Linked DNA regions of Mus musculus: regions 2, 3, 4 and 5 are each linked to region 1. Evidence: chromatin loops called from intact Hi-C (ENCODE). Cell type or tissue: heart. All regions are shown on one strand. Region 1 holds the start of Tmtc1 (transmembrane and tetratricopeptide repeat containing 1). Region 2 overlaps Tmtc1 (transmembrane and tetratricopeptide repeat containing 1). Region 3 overlaps Tmtc1 (transmembrane and tetratricopeptide repeat containing 1). Region 4 overlaps Tmtc1 (transmembrane and tetratricopeptide repeat containing 1). Region 5 has its middle 51 kb from the start of Gm36613.

Region 1 (5,000 bases):
TAAAATATTGACTTGCCACTGATTAATTTCCAGTGTTGTGCTAATACTGTTGAGTAATCCCATTCCCGTGATGTTTATGAATGATCCTGTCTGAGCCTCAAATGTACTGGTGGAATCGTTTGTTTTAGAATGCCCTGGGTGGACACAGATATCTTAGAAGGCAGTACTCCTGCAATTACCAAGCTCTTAACCATAATTGGAGACTAAGCAGTGAGATATTAAATCTAATTTCCTTTTGGGCCCTTTATTAGCTGAGATGGTTGTTCTGTGCCTTGAGAGAGGAGCAAGCAGTTTGATGGCACCTGCTGTCTGACGGTGGCACTCTACGGCACAGAGCAGGATTAGGTCAGGAAATGATGTCCCCGGAGAATCTTCCTATGGGTGCTCCTGGTTCACAGTTCATGCTCTGAACATAGATGTGTCGGGCTCTGAAGATGTGATAAATTGAAACACATTTAATACTTCCAGACAGTGGAGCTTCAAGGTTAGCAACCTGAACACCACAGCATCACCACATCATTGACTGTGTGCTTTCCCAAAGTGCAGTTTCTGTGCAGTGGATGGCTCTTACACCACTGCCAAACTGGAAAGCTCTGGGCTGAACCTTGTAAGTGAGAGACCATCTAGATTCTGAATGAACTCCAAATCCATCATTTGAAGCAGACATAGTGAAAATGTCACTGATCGCTGGAGACAGCCTGCACTGAGATGCCACATACTGAACATACATGCTAAGCTTCCTGAATGCCTCTCCCTCTCTCTAGAGTCTCATCTCGGGTTCCCTTCATTAGGATCATTGTCACTGACAACTCTGACTCTGCTTCACCTAAAATCCCAAACTGCTGTGATGAGGGGAGGTGTGCCTCTTGTGAAAGAATGCTGTGAAGAAGTGTGCTTCTTGAAGTCACTCTCCTGGGTTTAGGGTATTGTCCCTAGTTAGCTCTTGTTCACCACACACACACACACACACACACACACACACACACACACACACACACAGTACTTGAGTAGCTTTGTGTCTCTACCCTTCATTAGCACAATGTGCACCAGGTAAAACCTACATCCATTTTTTTTATTACTCTGGAGGGAGCAAAGGACACAAGTGTGTGTGGTGTGTGTGTGTGTGTGTGTGTCTGTGTCTGTGTGTCTCGGTTCAGCAGTCACTGAGGGTCAGATGTTCTAAGAAAGCTGTCATTGGGACACAAGATTTCAGCTTTGCTCCTCTCTCACCAATTTTGATTCACCAAGAAAAACCAACAATAAACAAAACATCAAAAGAGGCAAGAATGGATCCTGTCTTGGACTATGTCCCTGTTAATTTGGGAACTGCTGCATTAAGTGCTCTGGTGTTTAAATTTAAGGAGCCATCGGGAGGCTCAAAGAACAAATTCTCCTTTCCATTTCAAGTTTCTTTTCTTTCTTGTCAAAAGTTTGATGTTGTTTGGCTTTTGTTTGTTTTAATGACGACTTTATTTTGAGGTTTGGGGTCTGGATGTATGAAGTCTCAGTTAATTTCAGTAATAAAGCCATGTCCATTCACAAGTGGCCTGAAAGAACCAACGGGGCTTTTCAGTATTAGGGGAAGTCAGTGTTTTTCTGGAATACCTCATTTATTTGTTGTGATTGGCATTCAAAAGTAGAACAGTTTCGAGAAAGACAGGAAGTTTCTGAGCCAGAGGCAATGCCAAGGCAGTCCATAGTTTTAATTTGTATTTAAGGGTCAAGGCAGTCTCCCAGGAGACAATAATTATTCCCAAGAGATCCAACCAGTAAAATAGCAGGTAAAGTAGCTGGGCCTGGGCAGCTGAGGTAGGGGGTACTCTAGGATTCGAGATCAGCCTGGCTTCTGTAGCCAATGCCCAGGACTGCCTGAATGTCAGCCTAAGGCAGGGTCTCAAAACCAAAACCAAAAGAAAGCCAGAAGTAATGTGTTCAGCGCCTCCTTCATTGCTTAAGAGTTTAAGGGAAAAACAAAAGGAAGAGCTTCCCATACGGAAATAAAAATCAAAACCGGGCTTATTATAAGCAGCAGCAGAAACAGCAAGGAGGCAGTTCACAGCCGGGGATGCACCCCTGGGCTTTGGGGAAAGGACTGCTGCGCGCGTTGCGTTCCCAGGACTGGGGCATAGCACCTTGGAAGACTTTAAGCCCTGCGGGTGCTGGAGCTTGTCCCCCATCTGTCCAGCTGGTTTCGAATCGCTCACGCCTCCAGGGAGAGAGGGTGTCCGGGTCCAGACTGAGTACCTGACAAGCCTGCCGATTTGCGGCCGGGAGGCGGCGGGGACCTGCCCCTCCGCAGCTGAGACCGGCTGGGGACTGGTCTGGGAAAGCAGTTGGGCGTACCCGGTGGGACCCTGGGTGGCCTTCCCGCGTGTCCCCTCAAGCCCTGCGGCGACCCGCTAAACCTGCGCGCTCTGGCTGTCCCGGACTCAGCGCCAGCTGGTAGAGGCCAGGTGTTGGGGACCTCAGGTCCCAGGATCCAGGAGGCGGAGGCGCGCAAGCGGGCATGCGCAGAGTGGGCGGAGGCGGCGGCGATGGCCCGGGGAGGCGGGGGGATCGCTGTTTATTTGCAGCTGGGCCACCGCGGCGGCAGAGCACCGGGCGCCCGGGCGGGGACAGTGGGCGTGCGATGCCTGAGCCAAGCAGGCCGCTGCGCGCCCGGGTCCCGGCCGGGGAGGATGCGCGCTGCGCGGGAGCGGCCGTGCGGGCGGTGCGATGCTGGTGACCCGCGGGGACCGCGGCGGCGGGGAGCGCGCGCCCTCGCGGCGCCCGCGCTGCGGGCTGGTTCCAGCGGGGGCCGCGGCGCTGCTAGCTGGGGCCAGCTGCCTTTGCTACGGCCGCTCGCTGCGGGGCGAGTTTGTACACGACGATGTGTGGGCGATCGTGAACAACCCCGACGTGCGGCCCGGGACACCGCTGCGCTGGGCCATCTTCGCTAACGACTTCTGGGGCAAGGGCCTGGCGGACAGCACCAGCCACAAGTCCTATCGGCCACTGTGCGTGCTGTCCTTCAGGTGAGCCTGTGCGTCCTGGGGTCTAGACGCCTCTCCTTGGAGAAGGGATGGTACGGCGGGGACACTTCTGACAGGTCCCTCGGTACCTCCTCTAGGTTGTTCTCCCCTTTCTCTCAGTTCTACCCCTGGTCTTTTAGTCATCAGCCAGATCCTCCTGGATTTATCTTGTGTTCTGGCTGTTCAGTCTGGTCCTCTAGGTTCTACGCTTTGCATCTCTGCCCTGTTCCGTTCTCCAATCTCTGCCCCAGGTCCTCTGGGCTCTATGCTTGGCGCTCCTGATTCTATCTTAAGTGTTCTCCAGGGTCTGTCCCAGGCCCTCACAACTCTAGTATTCTGTCAGCGCAGCCCCAGATTTTCTCTGAACGAGGTTCTCTCCGCTCTGCCCCGAGATCTCGTTGCTCTGGCTGGGTTCTCTCGGGTCGGACTCTGATCCTATTGCTCCAGGCTTAGTCCTGAATCCACCTGGCTCTACCTCTGGTCATTACCCGGGACAGCTTAAGGTTCTCAAGGCTTTGCTCAGGTTCTGAAGCACTACATCGTTTTCTTCTGGCTCTGTTTTGGGTACTCTCCGCGCTACTCGGGGAGATCTCTGCTCTGCCCTATATCTTCCCAGCTAAACCTAGGTTCTCCCGCGCTTCCTGGCTGCGGAGTTGGGACCGAGTTCTGCCTGCTATGTCCCCCGGGGCTTCAAGGATGGCAGACTTCTCGCTGGAGCTTTTCCTACCCGCGATTAGCGGGTTCCAGAGGGTGGCGATGCTCCAAGTTGTCAGCTTCTCCAGGGAGGTTGTACTGCTGGGCAGATGAGGAATAAAGGGACCGGACCAGGTGGCCTACGATGCTCCTGAAGCTGCTATGCTGTGGGTGTTCCAGGTAGGAGCTAGGGAGAGGTGTCAGGCACCCTACTCTGAGCACCGGGCTTTGCGTACTGGGATGCTAATAGCCTCCCTAACCCGGGCATTTCCAGCCCCAGCCTCTGCATCCCGGGTGCTGCACCCAGCCTCCGGGACCCACACTGAGAACGTGCAAGGGCGCAGAGAGCCCCTTCCCCAGCCCCGGAACCATGACTCAGCATTTCTGGTGTGAAGTAGTGGAACCGGACTGAGAGTACGCATTTGTAGGGTGGTGTATCTGCTTGAATCCTGAGGGAAAGGACGGGTTGGAACCAAACCGATGAGCTCCATCCAGTGTAACTTTGCTCCGCGTTTGAGCTGGTGTGCGTTCAGAACACAGCAGCTCACAGGGTATTAGCTCCGTATTAACTCGTTTTCAAATCTTTGCCATAGGAACCATAGTTTATGGCACTGATCTCTGGGGACAGCTGGCAAAATAACAGTTAGCGTGAGCCTTCAGGCCCAGAGCTTTGGAGAGAAAAGGAAAACCTGCAGCTGTCTTTCACGTAATTCTTTCGAATAAACTAATGTTTTAAAGACGGCGAGAAAATAACACATCTGACTCCCAAGGAGATGTTTTATAAACATTTATCTTTGGAAAGTTGTGTTAGTTTTCATCCCAAAGATAGCCTTAGCTGAAGAGTTTCTCAGCCCTTTTAATTTCCCAAGTGCTTTTTTTCTTTTTTTTAAATCATAAAACTAGGAACGCTTCTTTTTACACTGGATGGACGATAGGCGTTTTCATGGACTGGGTGAGGCTGTTGATTAATTTGAAGGTGTATAAGCTCACTGCACTCCATATGCGGACTTTTTACAGCCCTGGAGCCTACCCTGGTCCCTGGCCTGAGAACAGTTTCCATTTAAAGCGTCAGGGCTGAATGCCTGCTGCTGGAGGACGGGCATAGTAAGTGTAAGGTGCTGGCTGTCCAAGTGTTTTTAATAGTTCCTAATAGGAACTCTGCCAAGCCAGAGGAGGAGGGGCTATCCACCTCCACCTTTTATCACTAGCTTGACTTCATCGCCCCTGCCCCCACCCTGCGGAGGGGTTGGGGATAGTGATGGGGATGGGGATGGGGAATGAACAGGGCTGGCAGAA
Region 2 (5,000 bases), 190 kb after region 1:
TAATTCCAGCACTAGAGAGGTATTTCTGAGGCTCACTGGCCAGCCAGCTTAGATCTGTGAGTCTCAGCTTCCAGACAGAGGAACCTCTGGTCTCAAAAACAAGGTGGACAGAACTTGAGAAAAACAAAGCAAAACAAATCAAATCTAAACAAAACACTGGAAGCTTATGACTGAGCTGTTAGGGGCACTGGAGAATGTGAGTACTCCTTTATACACACAGCAGAAGGGTAGAAAAATCTGATGCCAGGAGAGTCTGGGGTGGCAACGGCCTGCCTGTTGCCTTGCTTTCCCCCGATCTCCACGAGCATTCACAGGTAGACGCTGAGCTTCTCAGACAGGGTTGTAAATGGTCCTGAGCCCACAGGAACTTGTAGCCATCTACCCCTTACCACAGAGAACATAATTTTGCATCACAATAGTAATAAGGAAATGAAATTAATACTGTTTATGATGCAGACTGAAGAACCACCTGCCTCCATCTTAGGCTTAAAAGCCTTTGTATGGTAAAGACAAATTAGGTTCATTCCTAATTAATGATTAAACCTCTGTTTCTCAAGGATTGGGCTATAACCAACCTTAACTACAAATGGTTCTGAACTACCTATTCCAGGAACTGCAGGCAATCCATCTATGTTTCAAAAAGTTGTTTATAATTATCCTGCAACTCTACCTTTGTTTCAAAAGGTTATCTGACCACCTATGACTGCCTATTGTTATGTCCACCTTGCAAGCATGTCTTTGTTTCAGGAGGTCACTAGGACTAATGTCTGTTTTTGCACTCTGCTCCCGTAACCCTGCCAAATCCCTACTTGGAAGCCCCCTACCCCTGAACTATAAAAACCTTGTCTTTCTCACAGCCAATGCTGACCTCTTGAACCCCACCTTAGGGGGAGGCAGCCCATGTACACAAATAAAAAGCTTGCTAGAGTGAATTGCTTGATTCAGTTAATTTTGCCATGATGATTCCTGTCAATGGTCTTTCTCCTCCTGTCTTTGGGATTAACATGGCCACTGAAAATTATTGCTAACATCAGGTTTATAACCTACTGAAAAACTCAATTAATATAAAAACAGCTATAAAATATTTTCCTTTCATATATTTTGGGATGTGTTTTTATTTAATACCAGAGTGAAAGATCTAACATGTGAGTTAGTAAGAGGGATGGAGTCTGTCATGAATTGGTTCAGTCACAGTCCACGCTCACAGCTAAGTCAACTTGGAATGAACCCTAATATAAGAACGTATTGATTTAGTTATTTAGCTCCTGGTAACTGAGCATACAAATCCTATTAAGCACCAGAGATTCCTCAAGTAGCAAGTCCTGTGTCTTGTCTTCTTGGAACCTAGTCGTGGAAAGGGAATGTTGGAGCAGGGAGTCTGAATGCCCTGCAGCAGTGTGAAGAGCACTCTGCATCAAGGGGGATGTCTGGGGATGTGAGCCAATGTGGTTAAGGTTGTGCCAGCTCCTGTAAGCTAATGCATGAAGACTGAGGGGAAAATGTTTCCGGCCAGGAGTAGACCATATGTCTCACACCTGCAAAAGTAGAGGATGGGGTAAATGGGATAGGGAAAGCTGGAATCGGACACTTGAGGTATTTACACTTGCAGGTCTCCTCTCTCCTGGTCCCCTGTGTCACTCCTGTAGAGGCATGCTCTGTGTATATTCCTTTGTGTGTGTGTGTATTATTTAATTTACCCTTGAGAATTTTATACATGTATACAATGTAATATGATCATATTCATTCTTCATTTTCTCCTCCCTACCATCCCACCGTTTCCCCTAACACATCCCTTCTTCATGCCTTCTTCTTTTTTCCTTAAACAACCCACTGAGTTCAGTCAGTGTAGGGGCAGGGGGTGGGCCCCCATCCACCAAAGCAGCAGTCTCCCTAGAGGAAAGATTTTCCTTCCCCCAGAGCTATCAGCTGCCGACTGTTGCTCAGTTAGGGGTGGACTATCAACTGACGCTTAGGGACATATCTCATGATTTTTACCACAGTTTTCTGGAGCTGTTTTGCCAACTCATAAATGGCACCTCCATTTGAACTCCTTTTTAAAAAAATCAGATTTTGAAATTATTTTGCATATTAGTGGGTCATAAGACTTTCTCATTGTCCTTACTTCTGCTTAATCTATTCTCAGCCCTTTCCCAACCTTTCCCCCTTCCCCTGACCTTTCCCCTGACCGTACTCCCTCTCCCATCTTGGTTAACACTTTACTCCCCATACCCATGGTCCTTCTGCTGTTCCTTCCCAATCACCGTGTCCTCTTCATTGTTTCTCTGTCTGGCTTTCCTCTTTGAAGCAGCCATTTCTCTTTTACTCCATTACCACACACAGACATACACACACACACACACACACACACACACACACAGAGAGAGAGCTCACACTCTGCTGAGAGACAAAGGCATGCAGCACTAGAAAATGCCAAATGTTTCCTCAGGGAGGAAGAACGCCAAGCTAGTTGATTCATTTCAGTTGGATGTGAAAGAAAATGAGACATCAAATATTGATAGAATATTTCTCATAAATGTCTTGTGATCTCTTGAAGTTGATCGTTTACTGTTTGGTAAAGAAAATAACAGTGGTGAAAGTGAAGAGACAGGAAGCAGGCCTGCTGGGCAGCTTCAGCTTTGGAGCTGCTCTGTCTTGAGTAGTCTGCAGGAGGTTATAAAGCCACGGGATGTCAGACTGGTCAGCTTCCCAGAGTGTCAATCCATGAGTCCTCTGCTCCCCAAGACTGCCACAGACACACATCTAGAGCTTCCCAGTGTCCCACTAGTGAACGGTTACTTTACGGCTGCCTTGTTTTATTGCTTAGAGCAAACACACTTCTGGGTGGGGTATAGACCTGTGGCTGTGTCAGAGACTGTTTCCTGTTGTTAGGATGCTCCACTGTACGCTGCCTGTACAGTCAATACACCTTGCCTTGGACAGTGCTCTGAGCGTCTTCCACAGTAGTGCTGACTAAATGACAGCCCCTTTCTGCTTTTCATCTTGTCAGGTCTAATTTTCTTCATACTTCAACTAACAATGAAAGAAACCACTTAAATACCACTGTCGGGAAAGCTGGTATGAATATGAATAATGGTCAAACATTAAAGAGATCTATAAAGATTTAAATTAATAGGGCCAGGATCTCCCTCAGTAGCACACGTGAGGCTGTGATTTCTGTTCCCACAACCAAAATAATAAAATGTAATAAATATCTCAGCTAATGCCACTGTCCTTTTGCATTGGAAGGTTTTTTAAATATATAAGTGCACTTTTTATGTAGACTTTCTTATTTTAAATAAGCTATACCAATGAGGAGGAAGTATCTTCCTTCCCCAGCAACCATTAACTGACATTAGCTCCTCAAGAAGAGAGGAGACCTTGTAAGTTCCTTTCCACCCATGATAGGGGCTTGTAGGTAAAGATGCAAATTTCGTTTTGTTTTGTTTTTTAAAACGTATGTGTATTTGTGCATTGGTGTGCATATATGTGTGTATGAATATGTGGGGGGAGACATGTATGTGTGTATGCATCTACGTGTACATTCGTATGTACATATGCATGTGTGGGCATGTGCGTGCCTGTGTGTGTGTATCTGTGTGTACATGGGCATGTGCGTGTGAGTGCCACAGTGTAGGTTCAGGACAGAGTAAATTCCAGGACAGGCAAGGCTACACAGAGAACGCTGTCTCAAAAAACAAACAAACAAAAGCTTTCTTTCAGACTTATTGTTAAGATCTAAAGTACCTATTTTGAGATTTTTCATCCATCTTCTCTGAATGTGACAGCTGTTGATCTTGGCAGTTAGAGAAGGTATCTGAGAAATGTCCATTTTGCTGGCCTATGGATCTGATTCAATAAGTAAATCTTGTCACCCAGAAACTTCCCCCTCCTCAGTGGTGCTAAAATAACTGGACTTAGTCACCACTGGTGGTTCCATATGAGATGAAGAGCCCCAGGGGTCCCACCAGGTTCCAGATCTCTCAGCCAGGCTTGCTGAGCAGCATGAAGGATAGCCACCACACACACCTTCACTGACTGGCCGAGGTGTCCATTTTCAAATGTCTGACTTGTGATAAACTTTTAGCATACGGAAAATTGCAAAGAGCTTTGTACTGGATTGCCTTCTTTTACCTGACATTAATGCAGTACTAGAAAATAAAACTGTTAACTATAGTTTCTGGATAGTTCTCAGAACTTTTGGTTATTTACATAATTTTAAGCTATGTGTTTTCAAAAGAACAGTTAATATAATAGTTTTAGATAACTATAGGAAAAATATCTGTAAATCATTGGGTTCTGAATTACAATTTATTAAATTGTAAATGATTAAAATATGTTAAGGTACACAGACCAGGAGGGCAGTTTTCTAACTGGTCCTAGCTGGTTCTAAATGATCTTTTGAAGGTGTGGTGCTTGGTGTGGGGTATGCCATATGGGTTGGAGGTATGCCTCAAGGAGACAGATAAGTGCTTTGTGGAGGCCAACTCAGAAAACATGGATTTATCTTTTTATATATTGCATTCTTTTAATGTTGGACATGCAGTTTTTAAAATACTTTATGTGCTTAAGTGTTTTGCCTGCATTTATGTCTGTGTGAAGGTGTTGGGTCCCCTGGAACTAGATTTACAGACACTTGTGAGCTGCCATGTGGGTTCTGGCAATTGAAACAGGGTCCTCTGAAAAAGCAGCTAATGCTCTTAACCACTGAGCCATCTCTCCAGGCCCCAGAAAGCACAGATTTAATAAGGCAAGGAGCACAGAGTTCAGTGAGCTGTGGGAATACTTCAAGAAGAGAAGGGGTAAGACAGAGTCCTCCCTTCATTTAACCAGGCGTCTCTCCTCATCTTTCTTAAAACCTGTCCCCAATCCCAGCACTCATGTGGTTAAGGCAGGAGGCTTGTAGTGAGTTAAGAGACCAGCCTGGGCTATGGAATGAGGTTAGGTCAACTTGGGCTCTGTCACTCACACACACACACACACACACACACACACACACACAC
Region 3 (5,000 bases), 60 kb after region 1:
GTTTGTTGAAATGTATTGAGGTCATATTGTACAGATTCAGGAGCTGAAATAAATAGTTCAAAGCCAAGCTTTAGGTATAGTTGCTCCTAAAATGGAGATTAAAAGTAATATGAACCTGACTTAACTGTTAAGAGGTTGTGTGTGTGATACACTGAGAATAGCTACATTGTAACAAGTACAGTTTTTTTTTTAATTCTAGCTATGATTATTGAAGGTGAACAGCCACTGATGTGTTTTCTTATAAGACAAATACATAATAAAAATCAGTTCATGTGTCAGTGGTGAACACTATTTAGTGTTGGGATGAATCTGGTTTCAATTATGGCTATCCAGATTTTTCATTTAAATGCTTACAACAAGAAATATTTTTATATAAGTAAATAGATGAGAGAATTAAAAAAAAAAACCTTTGAATTCCTTTTGGGCTATGTGCCAAGAAAGTCACTTACTGATCTTCTTCTTTGAGATCATTTAATGATCTGTCAGAGAGCAGTACCATTTAAGCTTGGTTTGCTTTTATTCAAAGAATTCAGCTGGAAACTACTGCACTTGAGTGATTCCTCTCTCTGTCTCTTGTCTCCTTGTCTCAGTTTCTTTCTTATTTTATATATATGTGTACACGTGTGCACATACATGCTTACACACACACACACACACACACACACACACTACACACTACGGTATACCTGTGAGATTAGAGGACATGTTTTGAGAATGGTTTTCTTTTCTACCTTGTGGGTCCTGAAGATGAAACACTCTTTCCCCTTATATCCTGAGGGAGGCAATAAAAACAAAATTATTAAGTCCTGTGATCATTATTATAAATTGTCAACTTAACAGAAATTAGAATCGCCTTGGAAATGGGCCTGTGGGCATGACTGCTGGAGATTATTTCTGATAGGTTTATTGAGGCAGGACAACCCAACCACTGTCGGTGACACCATTGCCTAGAAGGGGATCCTGGTTTATATAAAATGGAGAAAGTGAACTGAGCACTAGGCATGTGTCTGTTTCTGACTATGGATATCATGTGACTGGTGGCTTCAAGCTCCTATGCTGTGCCTTCCCCACCATGATAAACTGTCACCTGGAGCTTTGAGCTAAACCCCAAACAAAACCCTTTTCTTTTAAGCTGCTTTTGTTACACTATTTTATCACAGCAGCAGTAAAAGAAACTAAGTCAGTACTCAGGACTTGGGTCCTCTGCTTTAGGTATAAGCTGAACTAGTCACATCATTAAACAACACATTGCTTTTGTTAGAAACACTATCAGAAGAGTGTTTCCATTTTGTGTCAGTAGGACACAATACTACAGACAAGGTAATTTATAAAGCACATCAGCGTATTCTCTCAGAGATCTGGAGGCTGGGAAATTCAAAAAGGAAGAACTTATCAGGTTAGGTTCCTGTCTCTCTGCTTCCACACGACACCCTACACTCAGCCCTCCAGAGGGAAGTAATGGTTTGTTGTGTATCCAGAGAGCCACACAGAGAGAGATGGTCTCATGGTGGCATCAGAGTACCACGGAGGGGCCATTCTATGCTTCACATACCTCTCATTCATCCCCACATCTCAATTCGACAGCACGAGGGACTACATCTGAGGCGTGTGACTTTTGGGCAAGACAAGCTGTACCAACTGTGGCTTTTCAAATGTGGATATCCATAATCTCCACTTTCTCTAAATGAGCAATGAAGCTGGCAGTCGTAGGGAAACAGCTTACAGTATTATGTATAGTGCTAAGATTTAGATTTTCCAGCAAGAAAAATGGACTTTTGGAAAGTGGCCAGTTGTATGTATATGCTGGAAAAGTAGGACACTGAGTAAATGAGAGAAAGAAAGAGAGAGACAGAGAGAGACAGAGAGAGACAGAGAGAGGAAAAAGGAGGGAGAGGAGGAGGAAGAGGAGGAGGGAGAACAGGAAGGGGAGAGAAAGAAGGGGAGAGGAAGGGTCACAGGGGAGTCTGGCCAGTTTGGAGTGGTCCTGCTCTGAGGACTGGGCAGTGAGGCAACGTTCCTTTTTGAGGACGCAAGCTTTCTCATAAGGCCATAGTCACCACATAACGTCCATATTTGCCAGTGGCCCTAGTGTCCTAGTCAGACAGTGGAAGTCCTTGGTTTTGGCATGAGAACACAGAAGGTGGTGCCCTCAGCACTTGGTGCCCTTATGCCCAGTTTGAACTTAATAGAGAGCCTTTTGCTTTAATAACCCATTAATCCCTTTAGAGTCTTGTAACACTCCTGAATATACCCTCCCCGCCCCCCCCCCCTTTAACCTTTGAAAAACTAGTAACTTTTCTAAGTATTTCCCTAAAAATAACCCCCATAAGGCTCAGGTAAGTGACACAAAAGATGCTGGAGGTCACAGAAGTCGGTGATACACATTGGTCTCTCTGCACCTTCTGGTTTATGTCTCATGGCTCCTGAGAGAGCCCTGGAATAGGAACGTTGTTTGGTGACTGCAGAGAGAGACCAGCCACAGACTGATGGGTGTAGACTGTTTGGCTGGCAGTGGGAGTTCCAGGAGCCAGGGGCTTACAGGGATGGCTGTTTTTGCAGGCCTGGAGGTTTCCTGTAGACCTTGGCAATGTGGTGCAGGCTGGGTTTAAAGTGGTTCAGTTGGAAGCCAGCTGGCTTTGTGTCAGCTGCTGGTGACACAATGGGAATTGGGTGGAGATCGGGAAGCACACTCATGAACAGGACAGGCTCTGAATTCCTTATGCTAGAGATGGAGAGAGACCTGTCTAGTAGCAAGGTTAGTAAGGTAGATAACCCAGAACAGTGTCCTTTTAGCATTTAACATGAGGGTGTTGTGTACAGTCCTTCAATGTGATTTTCTTCTCTGTAATAAGGAGACTGGAGTTCTGCACACAGATAAGAAAAGTGTTTAGTTAGTGTTGGTTCACAGTTTGAGGGTACAGTGTTTCGTAGCAGGGAAGTTGCTGTGGCTGGAGCAGTTGCACATCTGGGGAAGTGTCTTCCAGCTGAGTGGTCATAGTACCGTGTACACCCAATTCCTTCAGTAAAGGATGGGTGGAGACAGAAAAGCTCTGGGAAGCAGAGGTTTACCGGGATTCCCCGTCCATTTTTGTTCTCTTTCTTTTGAAAAACCATTTGAAATTTTTTGTTGACAACTTTCCATCTGGGCAGGGTCTTGTTGTACATTCCTGTCATCCTAGCTTCTGTGAGGGGAGAGTGAAGGAGGAAGAACATATGTTCCAGGCCAGCCTGGACAACTTAGAGGACCCTTGCCTTAAGGTAAAGTGATAGTAAACAGCCCCAAGTGTTCCTCAGTGGCAGAGCATTTGCAAGGCACTTGCAAGGCATTTATGCTCAGTCCTTAAGGCTGCCAAAAAAAAAAAATCTAGATGCATTTGTACATTAAAATTGTTGTTATTTTTGGTACAGAGACTTGAACCCAAATCCTTATTTACCTTCTCAGCAGGCAGAGTCTCTACCAGTGAGCTATATCCCTAGGTCATGAATATGTTTGCTTCTAGAAATTATAATTTATTCCTCTAATGGAGATGTATTTTTATACTCTTTCTTGTGTCTTATGTGAGGACCTTTTCTTCCTTGATTTTTTTTCTTTCTACCACACTGCCTACATTGTTTTTTCCACTTCTGAGGGTTCCAGATATTTCAGGAAAGTTTTTTTTATATGGATTATCTTGACCTGGGGGTGGAGGCTCAGTCCTGCAATACCTCAGAGGCTGGGGCAAGAGTTTGAGACCAGTGTTGGCTACGGAGTGAGATCTACTCTCTAGTTTTCCCTCCCCCTGAAATAATAGAGATAAAAGATAAAACTCATGTTATTTTACTAAAATATATACAACCTTGAAATGTTTCTATGAGTGTTTTAGTAGTCCCATTTTACAGAACAAAAAAATGAGGCTGAGAGAATGAATGTCCAGTAAATCAAGAGTTGGTGGCATCTGGATGTGAGTTCCAGTGGTCTGACCACAACACTCATCTCACAACTGCTCTGTCCCTTTCTCCAGTATTTAAACATCTCCACTACACTGAACTCTTGCTTTCTCCATGTTTGCATTTTGTGTGTGTGTTGTAGTTAGGGTAAAATTTTTACTTTATGATGTTTATGACAAAGAAAAAAAACCAGCATTGATTTTTTTTTCTTCCTCCCTTGGCTGGAGAGACATCTCAGCAGTTAAAAATACTTGCTGCCCTTGCAGAGGACCCCAATTTGATTCCCAGCACTCAGATGGTGGTTCACTCCCATCTATAACTCCAGTTCTAGGGTGTCTGATGCTCTCTCTTGGAGTTCAGAGGCACTGGACATGCATGCACTGCACATATATAGATGCAGGCAAAGTATTATACACATAAAATAAAAAGAAATTAGCTAACATTTTTCCTTGTTTCTAGTTTTGACCCTTTGATTCTTTCTCAGTGATTTCTTTTTCTCTAGTAGGTCATGTTTGAAGGGCATGGTGTGGGCAGAAGCAACACTGTCTTATTTATGGCAAGAGTAAGCTAACAGAATCACTTCATGTCTTAGGACATGAGCTGAGGCAAATGCCTGGACGTGGCATTGTTGACAGCCTTTGTTTAGGATGCTGATTTTAGTCACAAAGTTCCACAGTCTGGCCTCTTGGTTGCTGCAAAGGAACAGGTACCTTGTGCCTCATGTTGGGTCTGTCGGAGAGCCTAGGGGAACACCATGCATGCTTCTATCTGTGCTTCTCACGTGGACACTCTTGTCCTTAGTAATGTGTTAGAATGGCAGGTCGAATCTCAACAGCACACTAGGCCAAAGCAGTTCCACATGGAAGAGGTTTGATTGGAAGGGAGAGAGAAAGTAGTAGCAGAGAGAGAGAGAGAGAGAGAGAGAGAGAGAGAGAGAGAGAGAGAGAGAGAGAGAGAGAAGAGGGGAAAGAGAGAGTGAGGAAGGGGTGTTCGCCTTATTTATATGGAAAAGGACGTTACACAAGTAAAGGTTAGGGTTGGGGGGAGGTGACCCAAGTGAATGCTGGGAGCAT
Region 4 (5,000 bases), 200 kb after region 1:
GGACAAAGCTTTTGAGGTAAAACACACAAAACTGTCATTCAGTTTACAGGTTTAAGTGGATACTGCAGTCAACAAGGAAGCTCACACAGCCTCAGTCCCTGATGGTCACAGAAGGAGCTTCTGATAGTCATCACTCTTGCATCTCATTTAAGCCCCTGATGTTTGATGACTCTTTTACACAGTACCTTTGCATTTTCTTTTGAGTTGTCCTGGATAGAAAGCATTCAAAGCATTCCATATTCTAGGATTCTAAAGAGCCAGTCTTCTCTGTTTTCTCTGGAAGAACCTATGATCACAGCTAGACTAGAGCCCAAGTAGCTTTTTATGTGTATGTGACACACCCCAGCACCTCTGGATTTCCTCTTCTACCTCAAGAAGCCCCTTCAGACCATCCATTCTTGCAGTGACTTTTCTTCTGAAGCTTAATAAATACCACATCAGGTACTTATCAGGGATGGCAAGATGGTTCAGTGGGTAAAGGCACTTGCCTCCAAGCCTGACCACCTGGGAACCACAATGGTGGAAGAAGAGTATTGACTCCTGCAAGTTGGCCTCCCTTCCACATGCTTAGAGTGGCATGCATGTACCCCCAACACACACACACACACACACACACACACACACACACACACACACACACAAACACACACACATACACACACACACACACACAGGGGGGGTGGCTGTTGTTTAAAAACATTACTATGTCTGCAGGATGTAGTGAGATATCTGGAGACAGAGGCAATAGGGTTACAAGTTCAAGGCTAATCAAAAACAAACAAACAAAAACAAAACAAATTTAAACACTTCAGCATTAAGGTGCAGATTTGCCCCAGAGCAGAAAATTATAACAGTGTGCCACCACATTTCAGCTCTGAACAGCTTTGAAAAGACAGAAGAAAAAGATAGATATCCGCATCCCCACAAAGTAGTGTGAGCATGCTGCCTTAGGAGCCTAGCCGCAAGCAGGAGGCTGCAGGGTGCTGGTCCGCCCCACCATGGAGCCACTCAGGAGAACACCTCAGGGTCTTTGATTTTTGAGTGCTGGGGATCAAGCCTGGGGCCTCTGCTCTGTACTGAACTACACTCCTTGGATTCTGTAATCCCATCAGAAATGTTCCTCATCAGCTCATTTATAGTGAGGAAGGCCACACACACAGTTTTCCTGGAGAACCAGAGAAACAAGCTGTTTCAGAAATCCCAAGTCCACCAAGGGCAAGCCAGACAGATGTGTGTTGTCACAGTAGTCCCTGGGTCCCCTCGTGCAGGAACCCCACTTCCAAACCATGAGCTCTGAAAAAATAACAGACTGGATTTGCCACCTGCCAGTGGCTGTCACCTCTCAGGCTCTCCATGCGCACAGGGGTCTGCGCAGCTCTGCAGCACTGAGGACGCGTCTCCAGCCCTAACGTGAAGCTTTCCTTCCTTGCTCAGAGCTATGAAGCTGCTGTGACCCTGGATCCTGACCAGGCACAGGCATGGATGAACATGGGTGGCATCCGGCACATCCAGGTAGGTGTTGCACTCACTGTTCTCATCCACCCTAGTTCATTTTCTCTTTGAAAGGATTAGAATACTTCAAACAGGCATTTTGAAAATAAAATTCACAAGAGCTGTATTAAACAGCGGACATCATGGACCCCTTCTTTTTTTTTTTTTTTTTTTTTTTCTCTTTCTTTCTTTCTTTTATTTATTTATTTTTTATTATTTTTTTTAAATTGGGTATTTATTTCAATTACATTTCCAATGCTATCCCAAAAGTCCCCCACATGCTCCCCCACCCACTCCCCTACCCACCCACTCCCACTTCTTGGCCCTGGTGTTCCCCTGTACTGAGGCATATATAAGTTTGCACGACCAATGGGCCTATCTTTCCACTGATGGCCGACTAGGCCATCTTCTGATTCATATGCAGCTAGAGACATGAGCTCCAGGGGGGGTATTGGTTAGCTCATATTGTTTTTCCCATGGACCCCTTCTAAATGTTTCTAAATCGTGAGGAGAATCACATGTGCTGGGAAAAAGAGCCATCAGACAGCGGTTGAAGTCTGTGTGTACTGACCCTATGAAGCCTGCTGACTCGACTCCCCAGCAATACCAGACTGTTAATTTAAATACTGCTGTACTATTTCCTGTTTTCATTTTCATTTTTATTTTTATTATGTGTATGTGAATATGGGTTTGTATATTTGAGTGCAATGCCATCAGAGGCCAGAAGAGGGCGTTCATGGGTCCCCTAGAGCTGCAATTACAGGCACTTGTGAGATGCCCAACATGGGTGCTAAGAGCTGAATGTGGGTCTTCTGTAAGAGCAGTATGCACTCTTCACTACCAAGCCATTTCTACTGCCCCTTTATTTTGTGTGTGAAAACATTTTTTATTCCCTAACTGTTTAGTAGAAAGCACATTTGTCTGCTATGGTCCACACTCCCTGAAGCTAACTTTGGGTGAGTCTTACTGCCAAGAATGATTGAAAGTGACCCTGAGTGGGATTGTTGTTTATAGCCAATAAAGTCAAAGATGTGTCATGATTCATTCATGTCTGTACTCACTCATCTTACCGGCATCTCCACCGAGCATCCATCCTGCGTGCCAGGTGTACATCGAGACACTGGGCATGTAACAGTGATCAGACAAGCCAGAAATTGCTGTCCACTGGAGTTTGTGTTCTAGTTTGGGGTGACAGGCAATAAATACACACATGCATATATGTGTGTGTGTGTGTGTGTGTGTGCCTAGAATACATCAGATGGTAAGAAGCATCTGACAAAAATAGGAAGAGAAGAGAGGATGTTGGCAGGGCTCAGAAGAAGGCTCCTCTAGACTGCAGAGCGCGGAAGGGATTGAGTCATGTGGACAGATAAAGAGCACACGCAGAGGCCTGAGGCTGAGGTGCTTGGTGTGCTTGGGAAATAGTAAGCAGGAGCATGGCTGGTCAGAGAAGAGAAGGTAGACGCGGAGGCCCAAAAGAGTGAGGCCTACCAGAGCTTCCCAGGAACTTGGGCTTCATGCCAGGTAAGCTGGGTCTCTTTGCACAGAGATGCCAAGGTCTGACTTGTTGAACTAACTTCTCTACAGGCTTCTCTCAGACTCTGCAGGGGTGCAGACAGTGTGGTGATGCCCTTTTGTTTCCCTCTCTCCCCATTCCCTTCCCCACTCTCTCCACATGGTCATGGCTAGCTTCTACTTCTCTCTGCCTTTCTCTGCCTCCACTACCCTCTTAACTCCCGTCTGATGCCCTGAATAAACTCTATTCTATACTATACCGTTGTGTGGCTGGTCCCTCAGGAGGAAGGGATGCCTTGACATGACTGAGGCACCCCCTTCCCCATACCTCACCACACCCCTATAGAACATACTCTTATACTTCTTTATCTTTTTATGAACACATCATTTGATGCTGTGGAGGATGTTCAGGAGGCCTGCCAGTGTTTTCCTTCCACAGGCACTGAGCACTCTAAGGCAGCAAAGGGACAGGGACTCCTGGCTGTGCGGATAAGACAACAGACCTCAGTGTGGGGATCGATCGTAAGCACACTGCTGCTCAGTCACAGACCTATGCTCTGCTCTGCAGTACTGTGAGATGTTCAACAACACCCAGCTGTGAAACTTTCTTTAGAATAGTGCAATTGTTTAAATATGTAAGTTATATATTTAGTAGTTGTTTTTAAAAAGGATGTACAATTTTCTCAGATGGAATATACCAAAAATCAAAGTTCTGTTGTTAATTTATCTATTGAGTGTGTTATTTTCTAGTGTAATTGGCCTCTATTTAAACTAATCAGCCTTTGTCACTGCAGACGTCATGGATTAACCTGGGCAGTAGGAAACTCTCACACTCATAGCTTAACAATTCTGTGAGTGAAATTGAACAATGTGTAGTGGGCACATAGCTTGGCAGTGTCACTCTGAGGCCACCATAGTCCAGGATATTATCACTAGGCATGCAGGAACAAGCCTGGTCTTGCTGTGTCTTTTGCAAGGAGTGTTCATCAGTGCTGCTCACCTTGGCCCTGGCCTCTGCCCTGTGACTGGAGAGAGTGAACCTCTAGGAGTTATGGAGGTGAAGAAATAAGGCCTTACATGGAGGTGGTACAGATGGGGGGACGACCATGAGAGTTGCAACTGCCCTAGGAAGGAAGGACACTCATCAGTCTAAGTCAGTGCTTGTGACCCGAAGTGCCTCAGATGTGGACGGTCAAGGCTAAATGGAACATTCTCTCCAGCTTTCATGCCGATGCTGCTGGTAGTTGTATAGCATATTTTTAGTGTGTCTATAGTTTGACAGGTAGGCCACTCCATGAGGTCAGTTACAGAATCTTCCATTTATGGTATTTTGTCTGCTCAGAAAGTGCCAGACTTTGAACATTTTGTACTTTTTGGGTTAGGGATATTTGCTCTCTAGTATGTTCCATGAACTTTTACATAAAATGAAGTAGGTGGGCTTAAACTACAACCTCTAAGAGGATTCCATCATACAAACCATATTTCAAAATACTGTTTTACCATGGCCTCGTGATGACCATCTGTGCTTTGTAGAATGTTACTGTACAGTAGAAGACTATGTGACACTGAGCTTGCTCTGTGTCTTATTGTCCAAGGGGTAGCAGCTGACAACAGCAACTGGGCGCAGGAAATGTGTCTAGTATGCCTGATGGGTCTTAGTCTTGGTTAATTAAAAGTCAGTTCTAGAAATCAAATCATTCCGATTCCTACACACCATAGAATTGGAGTCATTGGCTTAGGGGATATAATTGAAAAAGGAAACAAACAGGGTTTACAGTTTAATCAAGAAAAGAACAATTTGAGGGAGAGAAGGCGAATTAGATTTTGTCCGAAAGAGCAAAGAAACCCAGCAATCTGAGACAATACCAAGGTTAAGGGTGAGACCCAAATTCAGGGTAGGCTCTACGAACTTGTGGCCCACTACATGGGGTATTTTGAGAGCTCTTGGATTCAAAAGCATTCAAGGTACCCACATATACACTAAGCTTAACAGA
Region 5 (5,000 bases), 110 kb before region 1:
TAAGATGATTAAGTATGGTCTGGAGGTAAGTCCTTTTGCACTGTTGTAATAAAATGCCATGTTTACAGTGGCTGAAAAACAATATGGATTTGCTTCTGACAGTTGGGAAGCCTGTGATCCAGGGCCGGCATGGTTGGGTAATGCTGGGAGCTTTCTTCAGCTTTCAGAATGTCAACTCCTTATATCTTCACGTGGTGAAAGAGAGCAGGGGTGGTCTCTTAGGACTCGTTATTAAGGTCACCAAATCCATCCTGAGCTTTCCTCCTTCAGGACCTAATCAGATCCCAAAGGGCTCTAACTTATGATACCAGCAGGATGGGGGCCGTGGTTTCAGCATGTAGAATTCAGAGGGATTCAGTCATAACAGGTGTAATCATCTTAGCTCCAGCAGCCTCCTAGCCTAGCATCTAAAGCAACCCCAGTGACTCATCCCTTTCACACCCAGCCTTACTTTTGGTGCTAAGTCATCCCAGAAGAGAACCTAAATACTACACATCTCTGCAGTGTGATGGCGTTTTTTATCTGCTTTGCTGCTATGCGGGTAGCTTGGAGACAGAGACACTGAAAGGGAAGAAAGAAGGCAGCATCTCCTTTAATACATTCTTTGCTTAGGCCTGATGCAGTGGCCATACTGTATAGATCTCAGGCATTCCTGGTGAGCAATTGATGTAAGAAATAAAACATGTGAGTGTTCAGAAGCAGCAGGCACTCACCCAAGGGCTCTCTCTGCTAAGCCCAGGACTCTTATCAAAGGTTTGCATTTGTCTAATTTGTCTTTCCCTCAGTAAGAATTTGCAAACAGCCAGGAATAGGTAAAAATCAACATGGAGGAATTAAGTGAAAATTAATTTGTCCTTCATGATTAATACCTTTCAAAAGACAACATATCCTCCTTAGCTGGTGCTGACTAGAAAATCACAGAGTGGCTTGCATGGATAATATTTATTTTGTGTGTGGCTCTGCCACTTAGATTGGGTACTAAGGGGCAGCTCTTCTCTGTTTCACATGTGGTTAGCCTGGACACAGAGAGGCTGGGATTGGCAGCTTTCAGGCTCTTTCATATATAGGGCATTTGATGCTGGCTACTAGCTGAGTGTTTTGTGGAGCTGTGATCCGAGTTATCACACAGATAAAGTCTGTGTTTCTCATCCCCAGATAACTAAGTCCAGGGTAAGTATGCTGAGAAAAGGTTCGGGAGATGTATCTCCTTTAAGACATAACACAAGAAACTGTGCTCAGTGAATTCTGTTCATTCCATTCATTTGGGCACACAGCCTCACACATACTTCAGAAGGAACATTGGAGACCAGAAATATTGCTGCGGCCATTTTTAGAAACTACAGTCTGCTCTGTTGGAACGAGAAGTCATTTCAGTTGACTCATTATTCTCTACGTTCCCTTTCATCCTAGGGAGCAAACTGCTTCAGGTGGGTTTTGTGGTGGGTAAGAGAATCCTTTATGTGCTGGGGTAATTATGGCACACAATCTCCTCCCTAATCCAGCCTGCTCTTCCTCACCAACCTCTGATTATCCTAAGGGAAGAACTCTTACACATGTGAAAACTAGACCCATGTGGATTTGAGAGTTTTATTACAACAGCTTTAGAAATAGCCCCACAGACTATTGAATAGAATTAAATTTAGACCTGTTCACTGTGCACCACTGCAAGACGTACAGGAAATTCAAGAATTGAATTGAGATCACATAGGCTTCCCACAGTGACCAAGTTCACAAACCCAAACACCTACACATTCAGAGATGTAAATAAAGAGGCTGCCTAGAATACATTGATATATATATATACACATATACATATATATGTATATGTATATATATACATACACACATATACATACATATATACATATATGTGTGTATATACATATATGCATATATATATATAAACTCAATTGTACTTGATTAAGCAGCATTGTTTTAGCAAATCTCCCTCTGTCTCTCTGTCTCTGTCTCTGTCTCTGTCTCTGTCTCTGTCTGTCTGTCTGTCTGTCTCTGTCTCTGTCTCTGTCTCTGTCTCTGTCTCTGTCTCTGTCTCTCTCTCTCTCTCTCTCTCTCTCTCTGTGATGGATGTGCCCACATGTGTTCACTCCCTTGAGGCCACAGGAAAGTATAGAGTGTTCTGTTTATCACTCCAGCCTCATTTACTTGAGACAGAGTCTGACTGAACCTGAAGCTAGGAAGTGGGCAGCAAACGCCAGGCAGCTTTTGTCCCCACAGAGTTGGGGTTACAGATGTTCACAGCCACACCTGACTTTTCGTTTGGATGTTGGGAATTTAAACACAGGTCCTCGTGATTTTGAAGCAAGCAGTCTTTCCTGCTGAGCCTCTCCAAGCCCCTTCTCTTTGAAAAAAAAATTAAGTGGGGAAAACCTCACATGAATTCGGCCTTTATAAAAATAGTAAGGGGATTTAAAATTATAAGCAGTATTGAGAAGTTAGGGATTATAAAAATTACACTAAGCTTTTGGATATTTGCAGTATTCCCAAGTGTTCCTTTCTTGTCATCTGACCCAGCTGCAATCTTTCCAGGAATATGTTTCTCTTCACATGACTGGAAATTTCCCAACTGAAGAGAGAGGGTCTCAGTTCCACCACCAGCCAGCCACATAGCCATAAGCAATACACACAGCTTCTTTGTATGTCATTATTAGAACAGTCATTTAACTAGCTCATCTCCAACATTATTTGTTGTACAGATGACATATAAGAATGACATTTAGAAGCTGGGTGTGGTGGTGCACGCCTTTAATCCCAGCACTCTGGAGGCAGAGGCAGGCAGATTTTTGAGTTCGAGGCCAGCCTGGTCTACAAAGTGAGTTCCAGGGCTATACAGAGAAACCCTGTTTCGAAAAAAAAAAAAAAAAAAGAATGACATTTAGTAAAAGGAAGTGTTTGTTTATATACTGAAACAGAAAACAGTGAGGAGAAAAAAGTTTTTCTTTTGATATTGAATTACAAACAATCAAAGCCGTGAGAAACAGCATATATATATATATATATATATATATATATATATATATATATATGCACGTACACACATACATACATATACACACATATACATACATATACACACATACATATGCACACATATTCACACACATACACATATATACTTGTTTCTCAGTAGTTGTTAGTCAAGCTCTCTGGAGACATTTCAGTATGGAGTTTGTAGGAATGGATTTAGGGAGTGGTTGGCTCTTCCTTTCACCTATATGTTCTCTGCAATGTGACTGGGTTTTAGGGAGCCTTGCAACACTGAGAGTTGCCACCACAGCACTGATAGGTGAGAAGAGGCAGAGAGCTTTGCCCTATGCCCACTTTAATGTCACCTTTGGGAGAGTTGATAATTGTATTAGGCTGAATATAGACTTTTAAAATATATTTATAGCCACTGTGAACACTTTTTAATTGCATTTATATTTATGCACTGCTTACTGTATTTTGACAGAGTCTCGTTCTGTACTCTAGGCTAGCCTGGAACTCACAGCAATCCTCCTGCCCCTGAGATTATAGGTATGTGACACCATAACCTGACTCAGACCACCTCCACAGAAGTAGACTTCTAGTATTAGAATATCTGGCTTTAAAAACAAGTGTCACTAAGGGAATTATAGTTAACAGAGTCAGTGCTTAACCAGAGTGTCTAGTAAGCCTAGCATCCTCTAAGATGTTACTATGTCCATCCTTCTAGCCACCAAACATTCTTTGGCTTTGAGCCAAAGATATTAACACAGCTTTACTCAGTCAGTGTGAGGGCTTTTGTAGGTCAAGTGCTTAGTATCCATGACCTTCAAAACTCCCTACCCTAATGACACTTCTCAGTATGACGTATAGCCAGAGGTTCTGGGTTCAAATTCCAGCTTAGCCATTAGCTATGATGACGTCAAGCATCACTGTGTTAAAGTGCTTTGAAGGTTAAGTGAGGCAATCGTATGAAAGCACTATGTGTCAGAGAGTAGACATTTGGTTAACACTTGTAATTAATCACGTTAATTCTGAAACAGTTACTTTTACTGTCAGCTCCATTCTGTGGATAACACAGAAAGGCTGCCTTTCAACAGTCAAGTAACTTGCTCTTGTACTCATCTTTTAGCAGACTTGGAAAGGTTATTGTACTGGATATAAAATGTCTCAACTTCTAAATTACATTATAATTTGATTAACACATATAGTTAATATCATAAACCTAGGGAAAATGGTGGTCCTTTCAAGATTCTGTCAAGTGACAAACCTTGACCACTCTGACAAGGTGTGAGATTTCTACCCTCTCTCTCTGTGACAAAGAAAAGCCCAGTTTTCTCACTTAGAGCCATGCAGATCTTTCTAGAACCAAGAAAAAGAGCAAAACAAAGTAGCAGAGATAGTGAATCCTTTGTAAACAGTCGGGAGTCTGAGGCTTGGGCTATTCCTCTCCGAACTGTCCATCTCTTACTTGTATGCTAAGATTACACATTTATTCTTGGTTTTTATCCTTTATAAACCCTGTGTTAGAGTGGGTCAAAGGTCAAGGATGTTAATGAAGCAGTAGTCCGTGAGAGTTCTTGAAGGAAATCTCTCAATGTGATCAGATATACATCAGAAGCCAGATGAGCCACTTCAGGAAAACACAGGAGAGACGCTGGGAGATCTGAGCAACAAAGAGATGCCACTGCAGCACACAAAGGTCAGGATGGGTCAAAAGCAACATGGAACATGGAGGAGAAACCAAGTACTGCCCCAAAGAAGAAGGGAAGGTTAAGCAGCTCTCGGCTTAGAAAGAGCCACTTTGCTGCTCAGCCCCCGACTGAGAACACACACATGAGATTCGGAAAATTGTGATTCTCACTTCTGAGTAAAATCTTCAAATTTTGGCAATCAATTTAAAGAGTATTTTAAAAAAAGCCAAATGAGAATTTCTATGAAAACTGCACTTCAGTATTATTTTTTTGTAACATAATATAAAATCATGGTTATTACTATGGATTTATACTACTTTCGTT

What was found. Hi-C counts contacts between places; a loop is a spot of excess contacts. Peaks named below come from ENCODE experiments on the same cell type or tissue, not always from the same donor. Only the 100,000 strongest peaks of a DNase experiment are listed, where the experiment ranks them.
Region 2: it touches region 1 in a loop (2.4-fold over the local background); 8 of 42 quality-filtered maps call a loop at or near these places.
Region 3: it touches region 1 in a loop (3-fold over the local background); 2 of 42 quality-filtered maps call a loop at or near these places.
Region 4: a loop joins it to region 1, with 2.4 times the contacts of the local background. A loop is called at or near these places in 8 of 42 quality-filtered maps.
Region 5: it touches region 1 in a loop (2.2-fold over the local background); 8 of 42 quality-filtered maps call a loop at or near these places.

What each region holds. Positions count from the first base shown.
Region 1 is chr6:148,441,915-148,446,914 of GRCm38, reverse strand. It overlaps Tmtc1 (transmembrane and tetratricopeptide repeat containing 1), which reads left to right and starts at 2,563. Exons shown (of 20, transcript NM_198967.5): 1 at 2,563-3,014. The coding sequence starts at 2,716. In heart, a CTCF peak has its summit at 2,284; DNase peaks (open chromatin) are centred at 1,904, 2,514, 3,924 and 4,834; H3K4me3 peaks cover 3,240 bases; H3K27ac peaks cover 2,129 bases; H3K27me3 peaks cover 2,831 bases.
Region 2 is chr6:148,250,002-148,255,001 of GRCm38, reverse strand. The region is part of intron 13 of Tmtc1 (transmembrane and tetratricopeptide repeat containing 1); the gene reads left to right. The region is part of intron 1 of Gm52483 (a long non-coding RNA gene); the gene reads right to left. Among named protein-coding and RNA genes, the nearest start is that of Gm52483, 6.7 kb to the right of the region's middle. In heart, no CTCF peak of the experiment used is centred here; no DNase peak of the experiment used is centred here.
Region 3 is chr6:148,382,277-148,387,276 of GRCm38, reverse strand. All of the region lies in intron 5 of Tmtc1 (transmembrane and tetratricopeptide repeat containing 1), which reads left to right. Among named protein-coding and RNA genes, the nearest start is that of Tmtc1, 60 kb to the left of the region's middle. In heart, no CTCF peak of the experiment used is centred here; DNase peaks (open chromatin) are centred at 2,646 and 2,956.
Region 4 is chr6:148,239,700-148,244,699 of GRCm38, reverse strand. It overlaps Tmtc1 (transmembrane and tetratricopeptide repeat containing 1), which reads left to right. Exons shown (of 20, transcript NM_198967.5): 18 at 1-16; 19 at 1,435-1,512. Among named protein-coding and RNA genes, the nearest start is that of Gm52483, 3.6 kb to the left of the region's middle. In heart, a CTCF peak has its summit at 2,215 (motif pointing right); no DNase peak of the experiment used is centred here.
Region 5 is chr6:148,550,102-148,555,101 of GRCm38, reverse strand. No RefSeq gene overlaps it. Among named protein-coding and RNA genes, the nearest start is that of Gm36613, 51 kb to the left of the region's middle. In heart, no CTCF peak of the experiment used is centred here; no DNase peak of the experiment used is centred here.